2 separate regions of the Homo sapiens genome follow, and region 1 is linked to region 2. A link is a loop called in an ENCODE intact Hi-C map of the cell type or tissue named here. Cell type or tissue: mammary epithelial cell. All regions are shown on one strand. Links, peaks and the distances in the headings refer to the core of each region. The heading gives the core; the rest is flanking DNA.

What was found. A loop is a pair of places that touch in the nucleus more often than their neighbours do. Peaks named below come from ENCODE experiments on the same cell type or tissue, not always from the same donor. Only the 100,000 strongest peaks of a DNase experiment are listed, where the experiment ranks them.
Region 1: a loop joins it to region 2, with 8 times the contacts of the local background. A loop is called at or near these places in 2 of 110 quality-filtered maps.

Annotation. Positions count from the first base shown.
Region 1 is chr2:67,289,053-67,291,885 of GRCh38, forward strand. LINC01828 (long intergenic non-protein coding RNA 1828) reads left to right here. Exons shown (of 5, transcript NR_110564.1): 5 at 31-192. Among named protein-coding and RNA genes, the nearest start is that of LINC01829, 75 kb to the left of the region's middle. In mammary epithelial cell, for the core only: no CTCF peak of the experiment used is centred there; DNase peaks (open chromatin) are centred at 1,059 and 1,699; H3K27ac peaks cover 2,500 bases.
Region 2 is chr2:67,345,613-67,348,445 of GRCh38, forward strand. No RefSeq gene overlaps it. Among named protein-coding and RNA genes, the nearest start is that of ETAA1, 50 kb to the right of the region's middle. In mammary epithelial cell, for the core only: no CTCF peak of the experiment used is centred there; DNase peaks (open chromatin) are centred at 1,299 and 1,559; H3K27ac peaks cover 464 bases.

The sequences.
Region 1 (2,833 bases), core at 216-2,715, 57 kb before region 2:
ACTCAAATCATTTTCTCTTTTCTATGGCAGAGGTAAGGAACCCAGTGAGAAAGACAGAGAGAAGTATGGACAAGAAACAGATCCTAAACCTGTTTTGTTTTATTTTTGGTAGTAGTTGTTTATTTTTGAAAACATTCAAACCACCTGTATTGGTGGCTGTTATTATGAAATAAATAAACTGAGAAACAACAAGACAATTTGGCCTCTACAATTTGTTTAGTTTTGACTAAGTATTTGCCTTGGAAGAAGTATGTGTACAATACTCATTTTTAAAAGATGCAACAGTCACCTCGTTACTTGGAGTTTTACTTGAGACTTGAATGGACTGAAACCACCTGGTCACCACTAGAAGCTACATCAAGGAAAAGAAAGGTAGGTCCATTCTGTCCTTGACATTTCATTTTAGCTTAGTCACTTTGTATTGAGGCTTTGCCACCTCCCCAGGAGGCTGGAGATTTTCTATTGCCTAACACTGGAAAATAGGTTTATGAGATATATTAGAAAATGTTTATGATGCCTTATAAGCTTGCCCGTTTGAGTTATTTGCTCTGTTCTGTTGTACCATCCCCATCCAGTGTCCTTGGCTATTTCTCAGGAGCTGTAGCCCATCTCACCTTCCACCTTTAGCTGGTATAGATTTCATTCATTGAAAAAGATGTTAGTGCCCCGTAATGAAGTAATAGATTAAGGCAGCCTTCATGCATTGCTGCCAAAATCATTAGGTGAAAGGTTGATGGGAGATTTTATGATGGGTGGTGATATGGTTTCACTTCATCCCTGCCCAAATCTCATCTTGAATTGTAGTTCCCATATCCCTGCATGGGAGGGATTAGGTGGAGATAATTGAATCATGGGAGCAGTTTCCCCCATCCTGCTCTCATGATAGTGAGTCAGTTCTCATGAAATCTGATGGTTTTATAAGGGGCTTCCCCCTTCTCTGGGCACTCATTCTCCTGCCACCCTATGAAGAAGTGCTTTCTGCCATGATTATAAGTTTCCTGAGGCCTTCCCAGCCATGTGGAACTGTGAGTCAACTAAACCTCTTTTCTTTATAAATTACCCAGTCTTGGGAATTCCTTCATAGCAATGTGAGAATGGACTAATACAGGTGACTAATACTGGGAAGCTACACACTGATTAACCCAATATTACGTGCTTTGGATATTATGCAATAGGAAGGACACAGCACCTCTAATGGAGTCTTATTGACTATAAATTTGAATCATAATCTAATCAAGTCTCTAGATCTAACTAGTGTGCAAGAAATACAGGAAATAGAGAAACAAGTTAAACCATTCTATGAGGTAGTGATTAACTAAATGCATTCCTCAGAATAAAAATAACAGAGTAGTCAAGTTAAATGTGGAGGAGGAAGGCACTTATAGAATAAAAGAAAATTCAGAGAAATAATAATCAAATGCAATCATGTCATATGATTCATAGAGTTAAGCAAAACTGGACATTTTAGTCATCGAAGTGGCCACAAATCTGTATGTCCAGGCAACATTTCTTATCATAGTTTCTCTCCAGAAGACATGTCATATCTAGTTCTATTTAGAATTCTGCTTCCTCTCCTTTTATGATCTCTTAGCTAAAATCCTGACTGTCATTGGGTGATGACTGAATCTTTGTTATTAAAACACCTCTTGTGACTAATAAAATAAGCATGGGCAATAGCATACTTCAATGCTTCAATCTTGGAGAAAATGCTGTAGAACTGGCTTGCTAACACAGTTTCCAAGGAAATTAAAAAATGCCTCATAGTATTTTCAAAACTTGGCAACCAAATAAGGGCTTTGAAGATTTTAACACACCACGTCCACACCCACACTATGACTCATTTCAGCCCCCATGTCCAGAGACCCAGCTTTTGGTTGGCATCTGAAACTTGACTTATCACCAAACCGCATGCCCAAGAGTGTACATGTTAGAGATTAGTATTAAATAATTAGCAATCGGACCTTGAGTAGTGCCATTTTGTCTTTCTGCATATGGATTTGATCACTCTCTACCCAAACCCAAGAAACTTGATATTTCATACAAATTATACTCGGAGCATAGCTGCATTCAGCCCACAATTTCTAAGTTGCCTGAGACAGAAATGTATCAGCAAAGAGTCTAATGCATAGCTTAAAATGATTGATTCAAGACTAAATCAGCAACGCTAATTTCTTGCAATGCTAGTTACATATGGTTGCATTAATATTCTCTTCTCAGAAATCCAGCTGAGAATCATTATTTAATGAAAGGCTTACAAATTGCATCCTATTTAACAGCTTTCATTGCAGATTCTTTTGTAGAAATGCAGAAAACATGTAAGTGACCATGTAAATTCTATGTTGCATTTGCAATGTGCTGGGTAATTTTCTTGATGTATACATAAAATATAAATGTATATGTGTGTATAATGCATTTATATGTATGTATTTTATATGTATACCTATATATGATACCTATACATTACCTATTACATAATTACATATAATATTTTATATAGAATATATTATATATATGTCAAGAGATTATTCTGATTGGTGATTTCTAAATTAACAAATTTAAAGGATAGATTAAAAGACAGGGATTAGAATTTGAGTTTTCATTATCAAACTACCCTAGGTTTGAACACTAGCTACATAATTCATTAAATGTATGTCCTTAACCAATTTTATTCTCTAATGTTTAGTTTCCTCATCTTTAAAATAACAATAATAATATCTACTTCCCAGAGTGTTGCTATAAAGATGAAATGAAAACAAATCAAGTAAAGTATCTCACACAGGACAAGAGCTCAATAAACATTAGCTCTGTTTCTAATGTAAAAACAACAAAAAGA
Region 2 (2,833 bases), core at 318-2,817:
TCTTCAAGAACAAGTAATTGGGAAATATTAGGAATAATAATTCTAACACACACACACATATATATTGAGATGGAGTCTGGCTCTGTCACCCAGGCTGGAGTGCAGTTGCGGGATCTTGGCTCACTGCAACCTCCACCTCCCAGGTTCAAGCAATTCTCCTGCCTCAGCCTCCTAAGTAACTGGGATTACAGGCATGCACCACCATGCCTGGCTAATTTTGTATTTTTAGTAGAGACAGGGTTTCACCATGTTGGTCAGGCTGGTCTCAAACTCCTGACCTCATGATCCGCCTGCCTTGGCCTCCCAAAGTGCAGGGATTACAGACGTGAGCCACCACGCCTGGCCAATACTAACACATCTTAAAGAAATTGCTGCATATAAATTCTACATAAAAGAAACCATTTTGCTGGCAAAAAAAAAAAAAAAAATCTCACTATTGCAAGGCAACACTGAAGACAAAACAAAGCTGGTGAAGAATATGTCAATGCTATCAGATTCTTTCCTGCAGAGATATAGATATAGTATAGTGAGATTATTCAGCTCTTAACTAGAGATTTCTATTTCTTTTTTTGTAGGAAGCTGAATAATGCCCTCCAAACCATAAAGATGTCCATAACCTAATTTCCAGAATCTACAAATGTGCTTTGTTACATGGCAAGGGAAAATTAAGGCTGCAGATCAAATTAATGTTGCTAATCAGCCAACCTTATAATAAGATTATCCTAAATGATCTGGGTGAGCCCAGTAGAATCTCAAGGGTCCTTATAAGCGGAAATGAAATAGCAGTGTGAGACAGATTTGGCCTAATGTTGTTGGCTTCAAAGATGGAAGAATGGAGCCATGACCCAAGGAATGCAGGAAGCCTCTAGATGCTGCAAAAGGCATGGAACAAATTCTCCCCTACAGCCTCAGGGGGAATGCAGCCCTGCCAACCTCTTGATTTTAGCCCAGTGAGACCCATGTTGGACTCCTTTCCTCCAAAGCTGTAAGATAATAAATTGTGTTGTTTTAAGACACTACGTTTATGGTGATTTGTTACAGGAGCAAGAGGAATCTAATACACATCCACATAGAACAACACAAAGTGTCATGACTAGAGGCACTGCCTGTGGTGACCCAGCTCCACCTATAAAATGTCAGGCACTGGTAGCAGGGAAGTAGCAGCTTTATGTTCAGAAATCTGGCTCTTCTAATTACTCAGATGCAAGAATTCCAAAGGAATAGCTAGAACATACTTTGAGCAATGCTAATATACAGTCATGTATTGCCTAATGAAAGGGATACCTTCTGAGAAATGTGTCATTAGGCGATTCCATTGTGTGAACATCATAGCATGTACTTACACAAACCTCGATGGTATAGCCTACTATACACCTATGATATGTGGTATAGCCTATTGCTCCTAGGCCACAAACCTATGCAGCACATTACTGTACTGAATACTGCAAGCCATGGTACCACAATGGTAAGTATTTGTGCATCTAAACATATCTAAACATAGACAAGGTACAGTAAAATACCATATCGAAGATTTAAAATGGTACACCTGTGCAGGGCAATTACCATGAAAGGAGCTTGCAAGACAGGAAGTTGCTCTGGGTGAGTCAGTGAGTGGTGAGTGAATGTGAAGCCCTAGAACATTACTGTACACTATAATAGACTTTATAAACACTGGATACTTAGGCTACAACAAGTTTATTTAAAAATTTTGTTCTTTCTTTAATAACAAACTAACCTTAGATGACGGAAACATTTTTATTTTATAAACCTTTTAAACTTTTTAACTCTTTTGACTCTTTTCTAAAAATATTTAGTTTAAAATACAAACACATTGTACAGCTTTGCAAAATTTTTTTCTTTATGTATATCCTTACTCTTGAAGATATTTTTCTTTCTTTTTTTTACTTTTTAAACTTTGTAATTAAAATCTAAGACACACACACACATGCACACACATTAACCTAGGCCTCCACAGGGTCAAGATCATCAATATCACTGTCTTCCACCTCTACATCTTGTCTCACTGGAAAGTCTCCAGGGGCAGTAACATGCATGGAGCTGTCATCTCCTATGATAACAATGCCTCCTTCTGGAATACCTCCTGAAAAACCTGCCTATGGCTGTTTTACAGCTAACTTTTTTCATATATACAAATAGAAGGAGTATACTCTAAAATAATGATAAGAAATATAATATAGTAAACACATAAGCCAGTAACAGTACTTTATTATCATTATCAAGCATTATATACTGTATATAATTGTATGTGCTAGACTTACACTACTGGCAGTGCAGTAGGTTTGTTTATATCAGTATCACAACAAATGTGAGTAATGTGTTATCCTATGGTATTAGGATGGCGACAATGTCACTTAGGTGATAGGAATTTTCAGCTCCACTATAATCTTATGAGACCATCTTCCTACATGCAGTCTGCTACTGACCAAAATGTTGTTACACAGTGCACTGTAATTTTAAATGATAATATTCATACAAATAATGTAAACGAGCAAATGAGATAGTTCATATAAAGTACTAAACAGAAACACATATCAATAAATGCTAGCTGTGATTTATTTTTAAATCACTAGCTACTATTTCTTGAATAGGTGTAGTGCTACATACATTTTCTATAAACCTTATAATAATTTTGCAAGGTCAATATCTTCATCTTACAGATGAGAAAATGAAAGAGTAGAAAGATGAAGAAATTTCCCAAGGTTACACAGGTCATAAATCAGTTTTGGAATTAATGTATAATTTTGTAGTGATTCTATTAAGGGATAAAACTGATTCATTGTATAACTTTTAGTATGTTCATTTTAAAAAAAAT